Linked DNA regions of Homo sapiens: all the other regions are linked to region 2. Evidence: chromatin contacts called from ENCODE Hi-C or POLR2A ChIA-PET data. All regions are on one chromosome and are shown on one strand. The core of a region is the stretch at or near the end of the contact, and the rest is flanking DNA. Distances in the headings are between cores, read along the strand shown. Region 1 holds the start of SMAD5 (SMAD family member 5). Region 2 holds the start of MACROH2A1 (macroH2A.1 histone). Region 3 overlaps TGFBI (transforming growth factor beta induced).

Region 1 (4,924 bases), core at 2,139-4,638, 730 kb before region 2:
GGACTCCAGATTGGGCGACAGAGCTAGAACCCAGTGGCGGGGGGATGCCATGGGTCAGCTTCCAAGGGTCCTTCATCATCTGTTTTGATGGGAAAGCACCCTATATTGCATCCCAGCTTCCTTGGGCCTTTTCTTTTCTCTAGAATATTCTTTTCTCTAGAATATCCAGGTATTCTTTTCTCTAGAATATCCAGACTGGTGGAGACAAGAATCATTCCTCAGGCTACTAGTATCCCTTATAAAAGGGAATCTTACTCAATGTCTTTGACCCTATGAGAAGACGGGCAAATCATAGGCTATAAGCTGCTTGTAACATTTGAAGAAATAAACTATTTGCCTTCTTTGTGGTTAGTGTACAGAGAGACAGAGAGACAGACAGACAGATACAAGGAATATAGATCGTCTAGAAGTAAAAACAGGGAAGACTGATAAACCAAGAGAATAGACACCTATATCCTCAAGCGTACTCAAGTCAGCTCTGAAATTCACCCAGATGTGTGGCTCATTGCCTAGACCAACATATACATCTGGTAATAATAAACACTGATATGTCATAAACAAAAAGAGTTTCTTTAACTCTACAAAGTACTAGTAATATTAAAATTTACATAAAGACAAAGAATATATATGAAATAGATTTTTTTAGATGGTATTTCAACTTAAGTAACTGTATTAAGAAATGAAAAACTGGTATTTTACTGCCTAGTTTTCAAAACACTAAAATCTTTAATTTGACCAAGTTACAAATCTGTTTTCAGTAGAGGGAGAAAACACACTGCCTCCGTTCAATGCAAAGGACAAAAAAGATCATCACTGCAAATCATAATGTTTGGGTTCATGATGAAAACAGGAAACAGACAGGCTGCCCAGGTATAATTATGGTTGTAATCTAATGTGCCTTCAGGTTCAGCCAAGAATTAAAACCCAGTGAAGAGGGTAAGCAGAATTTACTTGCCTCTACTTTGCTGCAGAATGCAACTTTTAATAATACTCCCAGCAACATGTTACATAACCAACAGTAAACAACAATCTGATTCAAACCTCATTAGTAACAACATTCTGCCACTGTCTCCCACTGAAATTAATAGCTGACTTTGCCAGAGGGGAAAGAAATCCAACACATTATCAATCTACCCATTTCTGTGGCGCCTACCACAGTGAACCAGACACGCAGATAATACTACCAGATCTGTACAGAACCTACGAAAATATTTTATTCTTTTTTTCCAGTTTGCTGCTCTCTTCCTCCTTTTAACTAGACCATATCATGTGGATGCCTTTAAAACCTGAGAGTAAAGTCAGTTGAGAAGGTTAATCTAACTTTTCTTGCTTATTTCAGCTATGATCTGAAAGGAATGGAAGCACAAAATGATGAATAAGGTATTTTTAACAAAGATACATGGGTAAATTAACAGCAGTAATGTAAAAAAGACTGAGGGAGCAACAATGTGGAAAGGGAAGGAAAGGAAGCTGTATAGGAACAATCACACAAATAATCATCAAAATTAAACTTTATAAATCTAAACATAGTATCTACAACCTTTATGAAGGTTAAGTTTTGTTAAATTGTCTAAGTTTTGCATTTTTACAATTTTCACTGTAGAGAAAAAAATATTAATAGTTACCAAAGGAATAAAAGACTAAAATAATTTGTTATACATCTGCAAATAGCTCCTTAAATTTGGAACACTAATTTCATAATGATATTTGGATCCATAAATGTGAAACTGTCACACTGAATGTAGGTACTGTTTTCCCCACAATGGATACTACTGCATTGGCATCTAGCAGAAATTGTAAGCTATTTGGAATGTTACTAAACCTACTGGGACTAAGGTTTTCAATCTTTTGTCTTTCAAATTAAAATTAAAAACTAATTCACTCTGGGCAATTCAGGTACTCTAAGGAAATTCAAGTACTCTAGTTTTAAATACGAATTTTCAAAAACGCAACCCAAGTACCCTTTCCTCTCAACTTCTGTGAGGCCAAGCCACGACCTCCACCTATTCAATCTTTGCTGCTAGATAACAACCCTTTTGGTAGTGCTAGGCAACAGGCATGATGTGACAAACCTAGACATCAAAACTTTTCCACAGAAAGATAAGGTAAACAAGATATACTTAGCGCCACACCCATTTAAATGCACAAGCAACCAAAATTGCTCCCTCCCCCCGCAACACCCCCCCCCCCCCCCCAAAGCTCCAGCTGGTCAGGAAACATTGTCTTTACAATCAAGATAAACATCTGGCTCAGGGTGTTCAGCCATTCCTCACCTACAGGCTTGCCTAAGCCCCATTCTCCAATGCCATCACCACCAGAACCGGAACATTCTGTTGGGAAGCCGGCAAACGTCCAAATACCCCAAGTATCCTCGCCCGAGTTCTGCAACCAAAAATCTGTTTTGGCTACTGAGCATGCTCAGACTTAAGACGGGCGCGCCACATGGGAGTTTTCAAAGCTTAGGCTCCAAACTCCACGTAGTAACAGCAGCTGAAAGGAGGAGAGGGGAAAAGGGGAGGGGAAGAGACTGGAATATTAATTTGAGCCCTGATATTGAAGTATAGGACCCGGCCAGCGGCTGAATATGGTGAAGGCAAAAAGACGCTGCTTTGGCATTCTCTTTGCAGCACAGAGAAGTTTACATGAAGTAGAAGAAATCCTTGCAGTGGTGAAAACTGACATGGCAAGTGGCAGAAACCAGGTCTAACTACCAGCTGATTGCAGTAGCCGGTCACAACTGCCCAGAGTGTAATTCCCACCGATAAGCGCGGATCCTTATCTTTGAAACACAAAGCGACGGCGGCACGGATTCATCAAGCCATTGGACAGCTTCGCAGTGCAGCAGCCCAGGCTGCCCGGCCGAGCACCGCAGTCCTATCAAGGGTGTGTATCCAGGGTGGTACATCCGATGAGTTAGGAAAGCAAACCGCTCCCCAGGACAGCGCGGGGTCAGGGGGTCCCCTCCAGGGCGTCCCAGACGCCTCCCTCCAAAGTCTGGGCGGTAACAGCGGGGCTGGGACGAGGGCCAGCCCCGGCCCCGCCTCAGGACGCCCCGGGCAGCCAGCGAGGCCTCCGCAGCCGCTGGGCCGCACCGTGTCCGCCAGCCGGGACCCCGGCAGGCCAGGACTCGGCCTACCTCCCGCCCGACAGGCCCTGGGTCGTTTCCGCTCCGTCCGCGGCCGAACGCCCCCGCCTCGGCCCGAGTCCGCCGGGGCAGAGCCTGCAGCCCCCAGTTCCCCTCGCCCGCGCGCGCCGGGGACCCTCACTCACTCGCGAGCCGGCTAGGCGCGCTCTCCCGACGCCGTCGCTGCGCTTCTCCTCGCTGCAACTTTATTAGCAGCTCGGCCGCGGGACACGCGCACGGCGCCCGCTCGCCCAGGACCCGGATGAGGGAGGGAGGGAGAGGGAGCCCGGGAGGACGCCCGCTGGGGTCGGCGCATGCGCGCCAGAGGCGGAGTGACCGCTGCGGGACCGAGGGAGGGGTGTCTTGCCCGGGCGGCTGAAAGAAGCCTCCGCGCCGGGCTCCGCGCCGGCCAACGCCGACTTCCGATCAGCTGGAGGCCTTCGCGTCGATGGCCAGGCCTGGGAATGGGAATCAGATAGCTCCCACCACCACCACAGTAGGCGCTAGAAGCTTCCACTAACCAAATCAGTATACATTGTAATAAAATTAAGTAATTGTCCTTGACACAGACAACTGGAGGTTTTCTGTCACATACAAAGTGTAAACAAAAACATCTTCAGATACGACTTAGCTACTTTTATTGATCTGTAATACAAATCTGAATGAAGAGTCTTCTTTCTGTGCAAAGTAGCTTCAAAACATGTTTCTGAGCATCTTACAGCTTCTTACTAGATGCAGCACTAAAACCCCTCCCACGGGGCAATCCTGGAACCCTTGAGGGCCTGTGGAAATGGAGCGAGTGCCCACCCTGGAGTTCCAGGAGTGGGACTGCCCATACACTGGATCGCAACCCCAGTTGTTCAAGACACATAGCCTCTCCACCTCCTTGTGGGGAGGGAGATCCCGTGGGGACCCAGCCCCTGGACAGGCGGGGCCACTGAGTTGCAGAGACACCATCCATAGGCTTATATACACCACCCCATCTCCTGGACTCTCTTTTCTAAGTAATTGGAGCTCTTCTCGATGCTTTTTCCTCCAAATTTCCAAAACCGTCAGTATTTCCTAGAATATAATATTGGTACCACATAGGGTACCCGATTTGAATAGTACTAGTAAGAAAAAGCTTTTGAATAATTTTGTTTTTATTTGAAAAGGTCAATACTGGCTCTCCAATGTTCTATTATAGGTTTTCTTTTTAAAATAAGTAAAAATCAAAATCGGGGTCATTTTGGAATGCTCTTTGACACCCTAATCCAATCCATCAGAAATTCTACTGACTCTTTCTTCAAAATTTATCCTAAATCTGACCATTTCTCACACCTCAATTGCCACCTCCATGGCCCGAGCCAGGGTCATCTCATCTGACACACAAATGGCGCAGCCACTATTTTGCTCCAGGCTCTAGAAGTTTATTTCTGTGGAGAAGAAACTAAATAAATGTCCAGAAGTCTCTGCATTAGGGGTGGCCATCTGAAATGGTGACAGAGGGCTAGTAAAGGAGTGAAGGGGAAGTGGGGGAAGAGACCAGAGAGTGAGTGTCTAGTTCCAGAGACCAAAGGGGTCACTGCTATTTCATTCCAGCCAACTGTTACCATAGGGAAATGTGGGAATAAGGACCCAGTGTTGGCAGATATTCTGATTTTTCAAGCAAAGCTGGAAATTTAGATTTTTATGTGAAAATCTCAATTATATCTGTTTAGCAACTTCTTTCTATTTTTCTCTCTCTTTGCCTGTCTCCTGCCCGCCCCCCACCCCGCTCCCTTCCTCTCACTCTGTTAGACATTCTGGAGGCCAACTACA
Region 2 (4,487 bases), core at 228-2,727:
CCAACCTCACACTCGCTCTGTCTTGACTATTTTGGACACACTCCTACCCCAGCCTTTGCACTTGCTATTCCTCATGCTCGGCGCAGTTCTTCCCCAGACATCCACACGGCTTGCTCCCTCAATTTCTTCAGGCTTTAAATGTTACTTTCTCATAGAGGCCTTCTCTTGTATTTGAGCCTCACTCTTATCTCACACTTCCTATTCCCCTTCTCCGCCTTATTTTTCTCCACCCCATGGAGACCCTCTGACACATTCTCCCGTTTGTCTGTCTTTCCCCCACGAGACTGCAAACTACAGGAGGGCAGAGATTTCTGCCTGTTCTCTTGGCTGTTTCATATCCAGCACCCAAATCGATGTATGACACAAAATACGTTCTCAGTACTTAATCGAATTAACGAATGCATGAATGGCAGGTATTGGACATTGTTTTGCAAACTCTTAAAGTAAGGTGTAAAGCATCCCGGTGAGGTGGAGGTTACTGCCGCTGCGATTCCCGCGCAGCCTGAGGACTGGGGGGTGGGGGTGGGGGTCTCTAATTACCTCCATAATCCCCAGTAGCGGCACTTTAAACTTCACATCAACCCTGAGGGATGTGTATTATTATCCAAATTTAGTTCACAGCTGGATGGAGAAGTGGCTTCCGGCTCCACACTTTGGAGGGAGGGGAGTAGAGGGCAGGCCCCCATTTAAGTACCCGGGATGGGGCACCAATGCCTTCAGGCGGTAAACCAATTTAGGAAGACGTGGCGGGCTTTGTGGCGGCTCCTCCTCTTTCGGCCTGTCCGCAGTTTTTAAAAAACGTGTGTGATGATAAGGAATCACTGTCTACATTAGTAATTCCCAACTTGGGTCCGAAAGTGAACTTTTGCTGAAGCGAAGTAGCTAACCGCTTCCATGTGCAAGGCAGGTTCCAGACTTCGGGGTGAGGAGGATTAACTGAAGGACCCCAGGGGAACCGGGTGCGCAGTAATTGATCTTGGGGCAGACCAGGGCTTGGCGGTGGCCTGTATCTAAAGACAGCGGGGTCTCTGAGGCGGGGCAGGGGGGAGTTGGCATTGACTGGGGAGGGAAGAGCGATCGCTGGTAACAGCCATTGTGCCTTCCCACTGGGTTAGTGGGAAGGTTCCTAAAGATGCCGTGGCAGCGACAGTCCCGTGCTCAGAGCCAGGCACACAGTAGGCGTTCACTCGAGACGCAGAGTCTGGGACGCGCCCTGAAGAAGCTCCTCTCCAGGGGCCTGGCCCTTCCCAAGGACTGGGCTCTGGGCGTCCCCGGGGTCATGGGTCAGACCTCGCGTCCGGGGTGCGGGCTGGTGCCTGGGCGCAGAGCGGCCGGCGTCAACGGGTAGGGCGCGGGCCCGGGGTCAAGGCCGGGGCGCCGGGCGGCACGGGCGCGGAGGCCGGACGCTCGGGGCCGCGAAGGGATGTGACGAGCGGCGCGCTGTGCATTGTGGGAAGCCGGCCGCGAGGACTGGTTCCAGTTCACTCGGCAGCGGCGCCGGGCGGAGGGGGAGAGCGCGGGCCGCGCGGGCGGGAAGCGAAGAGGCGGGCGGGCCAGCGAGGAGCGCGGAGAGAAAAGGCGCGAGCGGCCAGGAGGGCTCAGGCCGAGACACCTTGCAGCTGCCGCCGCCGCCACCGAGCCGCCGCGTAAGTGCCGCGCGGGCCCCCTTGCCGCACTCCCTGTCCCCGCCGCTCGGGTCCGGCCGCGGGTGCCCGGGAGCGGCCCGGCCTGGCGCGCACCGGTGTGGTGCGGGCCGGGCTCGGGCCGCCGGGTTCGGTGTGGCCCACGCCGGGTCCTCGCGCGTGCACTACGTCCTCCCAGGCCTTGTCGGGCCGCGCGGGATTCCCTTTGGTTTTGTTCAAAAAAGAAACCTGGAAACCAACTTCTCTTCGAAACGCATCCCCCTGCCCGCGCCTGGGCGCTTTTGTGGGAAAAAAGCGGTGCTGGCGCCTACCCTGGCGACCCTTCCTGGGGCGGGCTCACGGGCCAGGCCCGAGGCCGCAGGAGGCCCCGCGGCGCTGGCTAGGCAGTCTGGGCCTGGGCACCCGGGAGCTGCTGTGAGCAGAGTTGTACTTGGTGAGGCCCCCGCCGGCCCGCGAGTTGCCGGCCCCGGCACAATAAGTCGGGCCCGAGCCCCGGGGGGCCGAGGTGTAGGCGTCTGGCTCGCTATCTGCAGGGAGGGGAAGGCGGGGGCTACTCGCGGGATTGAAGCCGGGCTGGTGCGGGGGACCGGGTTGGGGAGTGGTCCAAGGATGGGCTGGAGAGGGGCCACGGGAACCCCCGCTGCTCCCGATTGTCTCGGTATCAGCCTTTTGTTTGCTTTGTGGTAGGAAGGGTTTGCTTTTTTTAAAAGGTAACTCCGGAAGGCTGTAGGCTTCCCCGGGTGGAGAAGGCCAGCAGGAAAGAGCCTCGCTGGGGGTGGGGTGGAGTGGGGAGGTGAGTGTGCAGGATGCTGCTGGCAGTGTCACCTGACAACAGGTGTGCGACATGGCGCTCCCTACCCCCACTCCTGCAGGGGCCACAGATCACTCAAGGAGTTGGTCAGTACATTGCTTGAAAGGTTCTTTTAGACAAGATGTTAGGGGAAATGTTTCTGAGTTTCAAAGTGAGAGACTTCTGTACAAACAACTGGGACAAACCTTGAATTCAACAATTACAATGACTATAAAGGCCTTGTAAGATTTTAATGACCCAGTAAACAGCACATAAGAATAGACAATTAGAGGGGGCACTCCTGCTAGCTTCCCTCTTTTCTTCCACCTTTGTGGTTTGAGGTTTTACCGTTAAAGTAGGGGGTAAGGGAAGTGTTTTGTTCCAAAGCTCCCTGCTCCAGGGAGTCGGGCATTTTTTAACAGTCTTAGGTTTGAATGGGAGACTCGAGTTGTAAATTAGGTGGAATTCACCTACTGCAGGCCACCTTTAGGCTACTAGCCTGTTGTCAGAGGTGTTAACTCTGAAATGGACACCTCTTGCCTGCAACTGGAATTAATACCCATTGTACACATTTAACTAGAGTTGGGCAGCAGCATCTCAGTCTTGCACAAGAGACTCTCTGATGAGGATGAGTATGTTTTCAAACTTATTTTTTCTTAAACACAACAAAACTCTTGAAAGACTTCAAATTCTTCCCCCTTCTAGTTTTACAAGGAGAGAGAAATCTTTCCAGTCTGTTCTTTGGCTTCGATCTGTCACCATTGTTAATGCTGATCCCTAGATAAGGCATTAAGAGGGTTGTCTAAATGAAAATTGTTTGAGGCAGGCCTTTAGAAGGAGGCATAATTTAACTCACATTTTATTAAACTTTAAGAATTGTCTGGAACTTCACATGTGACATTCTAGTATACAACCATGCCACTGGTTTAGTTTTTACCAAATGGGCCAGTGTCAGGGAGTGACACATCTCCATCTGATGTTTCTTCTGGTCCCTGAGAGAGGCGAACTTGAGGAGCGCCTCGCATTCCTTCCCCACTGAGAAGCTCAGAGGGCATGTGTTCTGGGACCTGCCTTCAGAGCTAATGCGGCCCCAAGTCACCTAAAGGAGATTTATTTAAATAAAAGCATAAACTGAAAACCTCAAGCCGAAGAACCCAACAAGACTCTATATGTGTTGTTCATCAGAACTGCAACAGCCTCTGGTTTTATTTGAGTGTCCCCAAGGATTTGTGACAGCCTTTTCAGAGCCCCATTCCTAGAACATGGGCTGGGAAGGGGCAGGAGTGATTGGGGCCCAGATCTCTGTGGGTCCTTCCCATATTCTGTAGGTTTAGAGGTCTTTTGGGCCCTGCCTCAGTGCTTACAAGTGAGCCTGAGTGAGTCAACTCTTCATTCCAAAGAGTTGTATAGCTTGTTTGCTTGGACCAAACCTGTCAGGTCAGTGTCTCAGAGTCTTTCCATAAAGATTTCCTGAGAATCAGCTCCTGTTCAGGCACTGGGGACACAGCCGTGATTAAGAAATGCCTAGCCCCTACCTTGGGGGAGCTGACTTTGGGAGAAGGCAGGCAAGTAGCTGTTGTAAAATCAGTGCAAAAGGCCCCACGTAGCCCCCCAGCAGGTACAGTAACCTAGCCAGGAGTGAGCCCTTATCTGGCTTGGAAAGGTCAAGCAGGAGATGGCTGGGCAAAGGAGGGCAGATGGGGACAAGTGTTTGAGGCCTGGGGAACCCCATGTGTGCATCTTAGAAGAAAAGAACAGAGGTCATGTGGGGAACTGCCAGAGGCTCGGGATGGCTGAGTCCTGGTGCGGAGTCAGGTGAGGCTTCAGGGAGGGACAAACAGGACAAATCACAAAGGATTCTGGTCAGACCCACACTTTATCCTAAGAGCAACTGAAGGGTTTTGAGCAGGAGAGAGACAGGATCAGGTGTTCTTTTTATTCTTATTGGGAACACGTCTACTCGGCAAATAATGAGTGGATTCTACATGCTAAGCCTTATCAGAGTCCTGTCCTGTGAAGCCCACACTTTAACTTTTCTCTAAATAGCCTTCCGT
Region 3 (4,233 bases), core at 1-2,500, 630 kb before region 2:
CCTTCTAGAAGGCTGGCCCAGGCCCTGGGGAACTGCAGCCAGCGTGCATACAGCTTGGTCTCCTGGCTGGTTACAGATACTCACGTTGATTTGCCACAGATTTTCCTTTGGTACCACTGCTTGCAGTTGGTGAAGTACTTCCTATTAGTGCCAATAACCTTCTGCACAGCACACACGTTGGGGCTGAAAACAAAAGCAGCAGAATTAGGAAGATGATCAGCACGTCCACCCCACTTTAATGACTCCCATCGTGTTTGCCTCCTTGGGTCACTGGAACTTTCTAGAGATAGAGGAGAGAGTCATTTCAGTCTTGGTACTGGGGATATCTTGGGTTTAGACTTTGGTTCTGTTTACCTAGATTCCCATCAGCCCCCATGAAAGCTTCCCCTGCAAAAATTGTTAAAATCTCTCTTACATACTGATGTAACTTCATGTACATATCCTTCTTTGACATGGGCAATTGATAAGTGTAAACAAAAGCATCTCTCAGGCAGCTCTCCATACAGACATGCTCTGCATGCCTGGACCAGCTGCTTGGCTCCCAAAGACAAGCCATTGTTACTGTCTATCCTATAAACCCGAGGCTTTATAGCTGGTTTAAACCATGGCTGGTTGCTCTCAGGACCCTGATAGGGGATGCTCTCCCATTTAACTCTCAGTTGTTCATTACTTAGATCACAGCTCAAGTCCCACTTCCCCCAGGAGCCTTTCTCCAATGTCCCAGATGACATGCTGCTTCCCATCCTCTGACAGTGGATACGGTCCTTATTTGATGTTGGGTTCCAAACAGAATTCCTGTAAGTGATGCGGGGAGGTGGGGGGTGTCTCTTCTCTGCATCTAACACTCAACAGAACCTTGAGGACAAGTGTTCTGCCTTGTTCTGTTGTTCACATTCTAGATGGGGCCTAGCATCCAGGCAGGGTGTAGAAGGAGCACGAAATGAACTTGTTGAAAATACTGCTCCCCAAACTACCCAGATCCAAAGAATCCTCAGGGACCCTGTGAAAAAGCAGAGTGTAAATGTCTGGGGGTTCTGCTAAGAAGCCTTTTCCAGAACCACAGGATTTTGGTTTTGCATGTTTTTTTCAAGTATACCAAGTCCTGACCCAAACTGTGCTCAGGCCAGGTGATTGTGAAAGCTTCATTAGGAGCCCCTAGGGAAAGGAAGCTGCTGTGCTACGTGGTCAGTCAGGAGAGGCGTGGTCAGTCAGGAGAGGGTTGATCTTCCTGAGCCAGAGGCAGGCATGCATCTGACTGAATCACAAGTCAGAGGAAAGCAAATAAAACAAACAATACTGAGGGCTTTCACAAGACCTCCAAGCTCAGAGAACTTCAGGTATCACCCAAAGGATGAAGTATTTCTTTAACATCAATTTCCCTGTTACTTTAAGAATGCCATCCACAGACATCACTTGATGTGCAGCGTATTTGTTAAGAAGACACCAATATTGCAGTAAAAACTACACCTACTGTCCCCATCATGATTCCTCTGCAGGAACTTGAACAATTCTCAAATATTCAGAGTCAGGCTTTTGGGTGGGAGTCCATTCTGCCCCTTCATTTCTCTGCCCTGTCTCTTCTGCGGTGATATGACTGTCACCTCTTGGCCAGTTTTTTGTTCAACAGGTGAAAGTGAGTGGGCCCAGGAGGGACAATGAGCATTAATGAATCCATGTAAGGATCTAGGGACAAGAGAAGTGAAGGCTGGAGAAGGGACCACAGCCAGCAGAGGCCCATGCCTCCCTAGTCCTAGCTGGGCCTGACCAAATCCTCCAGATTTCTGAATACCTGGTTTCTGTTTGCTGCCTAGGATTCACAGGTTAGACAGTCCCTGAATAACCCCTGAAGAGTCCTTGCTGGCCATACTCCAGCCCCCGGTCCTATTTATTGTTACAGAATCCCAGAAGCTCTTCAATCTGATCAAGCAGGAAACAATTACTGTCAATGAATTCCCTGCCACTTTCCGTAGGCGTTTGGCGAATCTTCAGTGAGTCTCTTGTGGATGTGGCTCCAACATTCCTTTGCTGAATGTTTCCACTGCTGCTGTCCTTGTGGCAGCAGCAGAGGCTGGGGGCGGCTGTGACCCTCTCCTTCTCACATCGGGGAGTGTGGGTGGGCTGTGTACATAGGAAGTTCATGCTGAAGCTTAATTGAAATGAGCAAGTTGCTTCTGGGCCTCAAGAATAACAGCATTGATGTTCAGCTTAGATTTGAAAACCAAGTGCTTCAGGAAATTCAGTTCAGTTTTTGGTGGTTGATGTTTGGAAGTGTGATTGTATTTTTACTTCTCTTTCAGTATTATTTTTCCCCTTCCCTATAGCAACACAGATATAGCTGGGAGTCAAGAGACCATATCATAGTTATTACTCTCCCAACAGCATTCTGTGTCTGAACTAAGTCACTCTCTACCTCACTAAGCTGCAGTTTCACCTCCTGTAAAATGGGAACATGAACAGTAGATCTCACTGTGTTGTGGTGAGGTCGAAAGCAAAAGCGGCAATCGAGTGCTGCGCACAAGCAAGGCACAGCTGTTATTTCTTCCTTCATATCAGGCAGCACGCTACAATTCCTTAAAATAGCAAAGTTTTCCTTCCCTTTCTAACAGTTTTCACTTTGAATGAAAGGCTGGAGCTAGAACAACGTTATCCATTTGCACAAGGCGCCACAGCCCTGTGTGCCAGGCCAGGCAGCCCTGTGGCATTAACAGGGACAGTTAGATCAGAGTAAATACAACTGTGCCTGCAACCATTTTGCCATGGTTCATGTGCCTGCGCATCCAGATTCTACTGGGACAGGGGTGCTCCTGTGACTTCTTAGATTACTCTGCCCATCACAGATTACAATAGGCCTTTCCAGCTGTGCTGCAGGAAGCTAATTAAGAGGCTTTGCCTGCAGGGGTATGGTGGGGAAGTTGATCTAATATCTGGAACTCATAATCAAGAGCATCTGCATTTAAGAAAAAAACCCTGTTTTCCAGCTGGTCAGCACTCTTCTGGGCTCTGAAGGGAAAGAGGTTTGCTGTAAAGATGGCTCTTGATGGAAAGCCCTCAATACCTTTGAGGATCCTTCACTGTGGCTGTGCAGAGAGATGCCCTTACAGGTGACACTGTTGCAGGGCATGCTATAAGGATCTTCTCCTGACTTAGTGGCGAAGATACAGAAGAAATAGAACCCTCCTAGGCAAATTGAGGCACCCAAACATAACACAATTCATTGGCAGGAAAGGCAGAGAGACCAACGGAGAGGTGGGCAGAGATAATAAAAATGCCAGGTGCTTGCATTTTGATGTTGAGGCCTCATATCCCTCTCATCTTTCTGACATCCCCCCTCACTCTATTCTGCACACTGCCCAAGTCAAAGCTGATTCTCCCACTTCCAGAAAGACCCCAGGATATCCCCAGTATTCTCCTCTTTCCAGGAGGGTGTTGAGGTTGCAGCCAGGCCTGGTTTGATTTCACTCTGCAGGGTGGCCAGATGTGCTCCCAGCAGGCCCTCTCCGCCAGAGCCCCAAACTCCTGAAAGGCCTAGACCATAAAGCCACAAGTAGAGGAAACAAGAGCAACTATGCCCTACAAGGGGCAGCCTGTACCCGTACCCAGAGCACTCCTAGTGCAAGGAGCCAAGACTTTCAGGGCCTGTGAAGTCAACTCTATCACCCCCAACAATGAGTTTTGATTTGAGCACAGATCTGCCCAGTCTCTTGGAGGTTTGGGCATTGCTTGTGGGTGTGAACGCCAGACCCCGATGGTATTTAGGCTTCCTCTGAGGAGTCACTACAAGATTCTACTCATATATAGTTTTACCTAGTTATGAAAAAGAAGTTGGTGCAACCAGGTAGGCTGGAAGCTGCAGCAAAGCCTGGGTATTTGTGACGCAGGTATGGCCTGGTTTTTGAGGTAGAAATGTTGCCTGCCTCTGCCTGGGTCAGTATTAGGGCCACTATCAGACCAGACCTTCTGCTTGAGTTTGTCTCCTAAAGCCAACACATCTTCAGGGTCTCAAAGGAATTCCTGCAATGATAGTGTCCTACATTTACAAACCCAGCTATTACTTTAAGACAGACTCCAATCCTGGCTCCAGTGCACACTTCAGGACTGTGGGAAAGTGGAACCACTCAGGACTCAGTTTCCCCATTTGAACAGTGTGTGTGAGGGCCCAGTGCATTCTCCTGCTCTTCATCGGGCAGGACAAGAAGTGCCACATTGCCCTTGCTGTACCCAGAGAGCAGTGTC

Evidence for each region. Hi-C counts contacts between places; a loop is a spot of excess contacts on that map. ChIA-PET counts read pairs that join two places held with the same protein, here RNA polymerase II (POLR2A). Pooled maps may share reads with other maps.
Region 1: a map of B cell shows a loop between it and region 2 (11-fold over the local background). The contact joins the promoter of SMAD5 here to the promoter of MACROH2A1 in region 2. A Hi-C loop is called at or near these places in 1 of 168 maps with a recorded cell type or tissue (B cell), 3 of 37 single-sample maps with no recorded cell type and 7 of 50 pooled maps. POLR2A ChIA-PET finds 5 or more read pairs at or near these places in 1 of 52 experiments (MCF 10A).
Region 3: a pooled map shows a loop between it and region 2 (5-fold over the local background). The contact joins the enhancer-like site here to the promoter of MACROH2A1 in region 2. A Hi-C loop is called at or near these places in 1 of 37 single-sample maps with no recorded cell type and 4 of 50 pooled maps. POLR2A ChIA-PET finds 5 or more read pairs at or near these places in 1 of 52 experiments (activated CD4-positive, alpha-beta T cell).

Annotation. Positions count from the first base shown.
Region 1 is chr5:136,131,309-136,136,232 of GRCh38, reverse strand. SMAD5 (SMAD family member 5) reads right to left here and starts at 3,388. Exons shown (of 8, transcript NM_005903.7): 1 at 3,271-3,388. It overlaps SMAD5-AS1 (SMAD5 antisense RNA 1), which reads left to right and starts at 1,343. Exons shown (of 2, transcript NR_026763.1): 1 at 1,343-2,883. RefSeq lists a silencer at 3,035-3,674 and enhancers at 3,985-4,034, 4,065-4,124.
Region 2 is chr5:135,396,221-135,400,707 of GRCh38, reverse strand. MACROH2A1 (macroH2A.1 histone) reads left to right here and starts at 1,477. Exons shown (of 9, transcript NM_138610.3): 1 at 1,477-1,646. RefSeq lists enhancers at 220-725, 726-1,231 and silencers at 1,132-1,591, 1,602-1,771, 2,082-2,141.
Region 3 is chr5:136,029,713-136,033,945 of GRCh38, reverse strand. It overlaps TGFBI (transforming growth factor beta induced), which reads right to left. Exons shown (of 17, transcript NM_000358.3): 2 at 85-183. Among named protein-coding and RNA genes, the nearest start is that of TGFBI, 2.8 kb to the right of the region's middle. RefSeq lists an enhancer at 2,672-2,741. Within about 2 kb of position 1,250, at least 3 of the 41 ENCODE cell types and tissues checked have a DNase peak (open chromatin) inside an H3K27ac peak, as active enhancers do.